Linked DNA regions of Homo sapiens: region 2 is linked to region 1. A link is an interaction called in ENCODE POLR2A ChIA-PET data of the cell type or tissue named here. Cell type or tissue: CD4-positive, alpha-beta T cell. All regions are shown on one strand. Region 1 has its middle 24 kb from the start of DDIT4. Region 2 overlaps ASCC1 (activating signal cointegrator 1 complex subunit 1).

Region 1 (2,500 bases):
CAGAACTGCGGGCTGGGGCTTCCCTGGAAGGGCCCCGCTTGGGCCCAATGCCAGGCCCCACGGCCCAAGGGTGAGCTACTTTAGCAGGCAGGCATCAGTTTTCTCATTTATGAAATGGGGACAATGAACCTGGTCACCTTCCTCTTCCTGGGAAGAATACGAGGTTAATGAATGCTGAAGACCGGACATGACTGTACCTAAGGTGGAGTGCAGGCTGCCTGAGGCAGGGGAATGACCCTGGTGATCCTTAGCTCTCTCTTCCTGCGGGACACTGAAGGACAGTGTGAGACCCACAATTCAGCGCACCTGCTCACCTTGGTTCCCCATCCTGCCCTGGGTGGGTCTTGGCTTGGAAACCCTAATCCGCTTACTAAGCACCGACCCCACTCCGTGCCCTGCCCGTGCCATGTCCACTCCACTGCACTGAACTGGGTTTCTTTGTCCGTTTCAGCAGACCCTCCTCATCGTGTCCCTCTTCCAGGCAGCCTTCTCTTATAAATTTTGGGCATGCTGGGACTTGTCTACACTGTTGGCAATTGTCAAGGCTTTAGGTCCGAGTTGTTCCTCAACTTCTGACCCCCACCTCATGCTAACAGGACTGGGGCCACAGCGCGTGACTGCAATGTGGCCAGTCCTGGGAGAGCCGGCCTCGCCCCGCGGGGAAGCGGGCGGCCCCTCCGTTGCCATGGCAGCCGAGAGCACCCCCACGAGGCTCCTCATTGGCCACCAAGTCGAGGTCCCGCCTCCGCCATCAGAAGGGACCAACCAAGGCAGACCGGGTGCGACCCAGTTGAGGGATTAGCGGGTGACGCATCTCTCCCAGTCCCTCATGGAGACCCGCGCGCCCGCGATCCTACGGGCGCAGCCGTGGCCCTGGGTCGGGGTCACGCTCGCTGGGCGCGCCTCGGGCGGGGCTGGGGAGGTGCGGAGCTGGGGGGCGCCGCGGGAGGAGGCCACTCAGGCCGCTGGGGAGGGCCGGGCTGCGGCTGGGAGGTTTCCGAGGACGGTCAGGCGGAGGCGGAGGCCGTGCAGGAGGCGGAGGAGGAAAACTATTAAGGAAGGGGGTGGAAGGGCCCCGCTGGCTGAAGACCGCTGAGCTCAGGCGGTGGTAGGACCCTGGGCACGGAGTTGCATGGAACCCTGTTCGAATCCTGCTCTGCACCCGCTTGCGCTGTGGCCTCGCGCACGCGAGCCTTCCTGCCCGGGGGAGCGGGAAGGAGGGAGGGGAGCGGCGAACATCTACTTTGTGCCGATCCTTTTGCTGAAAACCCTAGTTTTCTCTCCAGGATTCCCTCAAAACGACCCTGAAATAGGTGGATGCTATCCTTAGCCCCATTTTACAGATGAGGAAACAGGTTCAAAGGAGGCTACGTGAGAAAAGCCTCGAGTGAGCTCAGTTCCCAGATGTGAGAATGATGTGGCCGGGTTGGTGGTTATCTGCGGGGGGAAGTAGGAGGTGCCCTGCCCACCCCCACGCTCAGGCATCCTGGCCGGCCCGGAAGGAAGAGTTCGTGCCAAGCCGTGAGACTCGGTGGTTTCCTGCAGCAAATCTGCGTCAGGCTCTCTCTGGGGGGTTAACCGCCGCAAACTGGTAACAGCGTCAGAAAGGGGAAACCGAGCTTTATCTGCGGAGGTCCCTGGGCCAGGGACAGCAGATTAAAGAACATGGAGGCAGGGCGCGGTGGCTCACGTCTTAAACCCAGCACTTTGGGAGGCCGAGGCCGGAGGATCGCTTGAGACCAGGAGTTTGAGACCAGCCTGGGCAAGATAGGGAGACCTCTTCTCTAAAAATAAAAAATAAAGAAGATGGAGCCCGCCCCTCGGGAAGGAGGGAAGGGAGAAAGTGTTTCTAACTCCTTATTGTCCTTTCTCTTCTTTTCTTTTCTTTTTTTGAGATGGAGTTTCGCTCTTGTTTCCCAGGCTGGAGTGCAATGGCGCGATCTCGGCTTACCGCAACCTCCGCCTCCCGGGTTCAAGCAATTCTCCTGCCTCAGCCTCCTGAGTAGCTGGGATTACAGGCATGCGCCACCACACCCGGCTAATTTTGTATTTTTAGTAGAGATGGGGTTTCTCCATGTTGGTCAGGCTGGTCTCAAACTACTGACCTCGTGATCCGCCCGCCTCAGCCTCCCAAAGTCCTGGGATTATAGGCGTGAGCCACCGTGCCTGGATCCTTGTTATTTCAAAACAGGCTGAGGTTCCCTCTGGAAGCCCCATTTAAGAACAGACCCATGGCCGGGCGCGGTGGCTCACGCCTGTAATCCCAGCACTTTAGGAGGCCGAGGCGGGCAGATCACCTGAGGTCCGGAGTTTGAGACCAGCCTGACCAACATGGAAAAAACCCCGTCTCTACTAAAAATACAAAAGTAGCCGGTCATGGTGGCGCATGCCTATAATCCCAGCTACTCAGGAGGCTGAGGCAGAAGAATCGCTTGAACCCAGGAGAAGGCAGAGGTTGCGGTGAGCCGAGATCGCACCATTGCACTCCAGCCTGGGCAAC
Region 2 (2,500 bases), 190 kb after region 1:
CTGAAGTAGATGTTCCTATTTTGGTCTTTAAAAATATTACAGCCCTATGAGACCAGATAATGACTGTAGAGCCTGTAAGCTGTCAGAGTACCTGATAAACCTTCTTCCTTTTTTCTTTTAAGGATACTCTGCATTTTGGTTCCTGCAGTGATGCATTAGAGATTATAGTCAGTGAGTGACAATAATAATCAGAGCTCAAAATTTCATCTTATAATTTATCTTTAACTGCAGAACATCTTTGTAAAGGATCATCCCTGTTTAAAGATGGAGAAATTGGGGGAGGGAGTGGGTCTGTAGTCATTGATAATGTCGACCAGCAATAATGGAAAGGATCAGAACTCAGTTTTTAAAAGTTTATTCAAGTGAAAAGCTGGGAATGGCCATTTGGGAAACAGGGACTTCACAGAAATGAGGTCAGTGCTTAAAGTTAAAAGTTAAGGTCCTGCTTATATAGGCAGAAAACAAATTTAGTAGGATTATAACATTTTCTATACAAGGTTGGTTTATGAGCTATAATTTAGTTAATTACAGTTTGTTTTCTTTTCTGTACAGCTTGTTTTCACTTCCTTTCCAACTTAGGAGTGTAGGACCTGGCATGGTGGCTCACGCCTGTAATCTCAGCAGTTTGGGAGGTGGAGGTAGGAGGATCACTTGAGCCCAGGAGTTTGAGACCAGCCTGGGCAACATGGAAAAACCCTGTCTCTATAAAAAATGCAAAAATTAGCCAGGCATGGTGGCATGCACCTGTAGTCTCAGCTACTCAGGAGACTGAGGAGGGAGGATCTCTTGCGCCTGGGAGGTGGAGGCTGCAGTGAGCTGTGATCACGCCACTGCACTCCAGCCTGGCTGACAGAGTAAGACCTTGTTTCAAAAAAAAAAAAAAAAAAGAAAAAGAAAAAGAAAAAGAAAGTATTTAACATACCATCCTAGATGATGTGATAGTCTTTTAAGTCTTTGTATGAGAAATGTAAGAGGGAAGTTTAATCAAAATGAAGATCAACAGTTAAAAGGGAAGGGATCTTCTCTGGCACTGTTTATTCATTTACAACCATTTACAAAACAGTGTAGGTGAGGAAAAAGGCTAATCTATAATCAGAAAAACAACAGTTACAGCTGCCCAGGTTACAGATACAAGTTTAAGTGACTCACATAATCACATTCCCTTAAGCCTTACAATATGTTAAGATTCCAACAGCTTAGATTTTGAATTACTTATTTTCACAATAGGAAAGCATTAAAAACGTCTAGTCTGCCCAAGAAACTTTTTGTGCCCTTTCTTCAGTAGAAAAGAAATATCAATTTTTTTGTACCTAGGTGAAGGTATGTGTGTCTGTGTGTAGAGGAGCATGACTTACCTTAGGGTAAACAGACTCAATTACATTCTTCTGTGATGATGTTTAGAAAGAATCCACTTGGGCACAGCCCATGTGAGTATTTTTAAAGTAGATGGAAGGTTTTTTTTGACCCCGGATGTGGTGGATCTCCATTTCCTTCTTGCCTCTTCCTACCTCCCACATTTGGTCTCCTCAGAAGTAATCTCACAGGTGGCCCAGAAGACAAATGCACGGTATTTGGCAGAAACTCAGAATTTTTTTTTTTTAGGTTTGAGGAATTTTAATAAACATAACTTTGAAACAAAATTTATTTTTTTGGGGGGGGGGTAACTTATTTGTGAACTTAATTCTTTTTGATGACTTAACTCCCAATAAAGTGATCTTAATTCTGAGTGAGATTAGTAACATGACATACGAAGAACCTTGATTTTTTTTTTTTCAAAATCGATTATATTTTTAGTCTGGTATTTGTATCTTTCTGTTTGCTCCCTGAAGTCATACTAGTCCTGTACCTACATGCCTCTTTTATGAGGAATGCATCTGAAATATACCATTATTTGTTTTGATGTTTTGCAATTGGGATCTTCCAAGGGCTGTGATGATAGCTTTTCACATCATTTGCTCCTCATTCTTTGCTATCTGGTTGTATATGCACAGCCTAAGGATGGACCTGCTTCCCCACTTGGCATTCTTTGGTACATATTTGTTATTGGAATTGAGAGGCCCATACACACTGCCTTGTGGACGTGGCCTTCCACTGGCCTGTATCCTAGGCCTCATCCCAGGAACTCTTAAATTTCTCTGACAGTATTAGTGGTCCTAGCTTGTCCCTGTTTCTTATATAAATGGGGATAATAATGCTCAGCTCTGGTTTATATCATAGCAATTTTTTTGGAGTTAATGAGCTGGGCTTTGTAAGACACTTTTAGATCCTTAGATGAAAGGTGTTATTTAACCACAGCAAGGCTTCATACTGGGAGTGCCTTCCCAAAGAGCTCAAAGTACTTGTCAGCCTGTCTTCTGTTCATACCATCCCTCATAGGGAGGTAGGTGGTTAAGTGTTATTATTAAGTACAAAATAGTGTTACTACTTTTATCTATAAACGGGATAATTGTGAGAAATAGAAGTTGGTAAACAGGCTGTGGAAGAAAAACACTGGGAAAAC

What was found. ChIA-PET counts read pairs that join two places held together with the same protein. Peaks named below come from ENCODE experiments on the same cell type or tissue, not always from the same donor. Only the 100,000 strongest peaks of a DNase experiment are listed, where the experiment ranks them.
Region 2: POLR2A ChIA-PET joins it to region 1 with 6 read pairs; 5 of 35 experiments call an interaction of 5 or more read pairs at or near these places.

What each region holds. Positions count from the first base shown.
Region 1 is chr10:72,296,390-72,298,889 of GRCh38, reverse strand. No RefSeq gene overlaps it. Among named protein-coding and RNA genes, the nearest start is that of DDIT4, 24 kb to the right of the region's middle. RefSeq lists enhancers at 411-500, 113-769, 1,421-1,720 and a silencer at 791-1,060. In CD4-positive, alpha-beta T cell, no CTCF peak of the experiment used is centred here; DNase peaks (open chromatin) are centred at 749 and 1,509; H3K4me3 peaks cover 1,548 bases; H3K27ac peaks cover 2,000 bases.
Region 2 is chr10:72,106,464-72,108,963 of GRCh38, reverse strand. The region is part of intron 9 of ASCC1 (activating signal cointegrator 1 complex subunit 1); the gene reads left to right. Among named protein-coding and RNA genes, the nearest start is that of SPOCK2, 19 kb to the right of the region's middle. In CD4-positive, alpha-beta T cell, no CTCF peak of the experiment used is centred here; DNase peaks (open chromatin) are centred at 773 and 1,493; H3K4me3 peaks cover 587 bases; H3K27ac peaks cover 2,442 bases.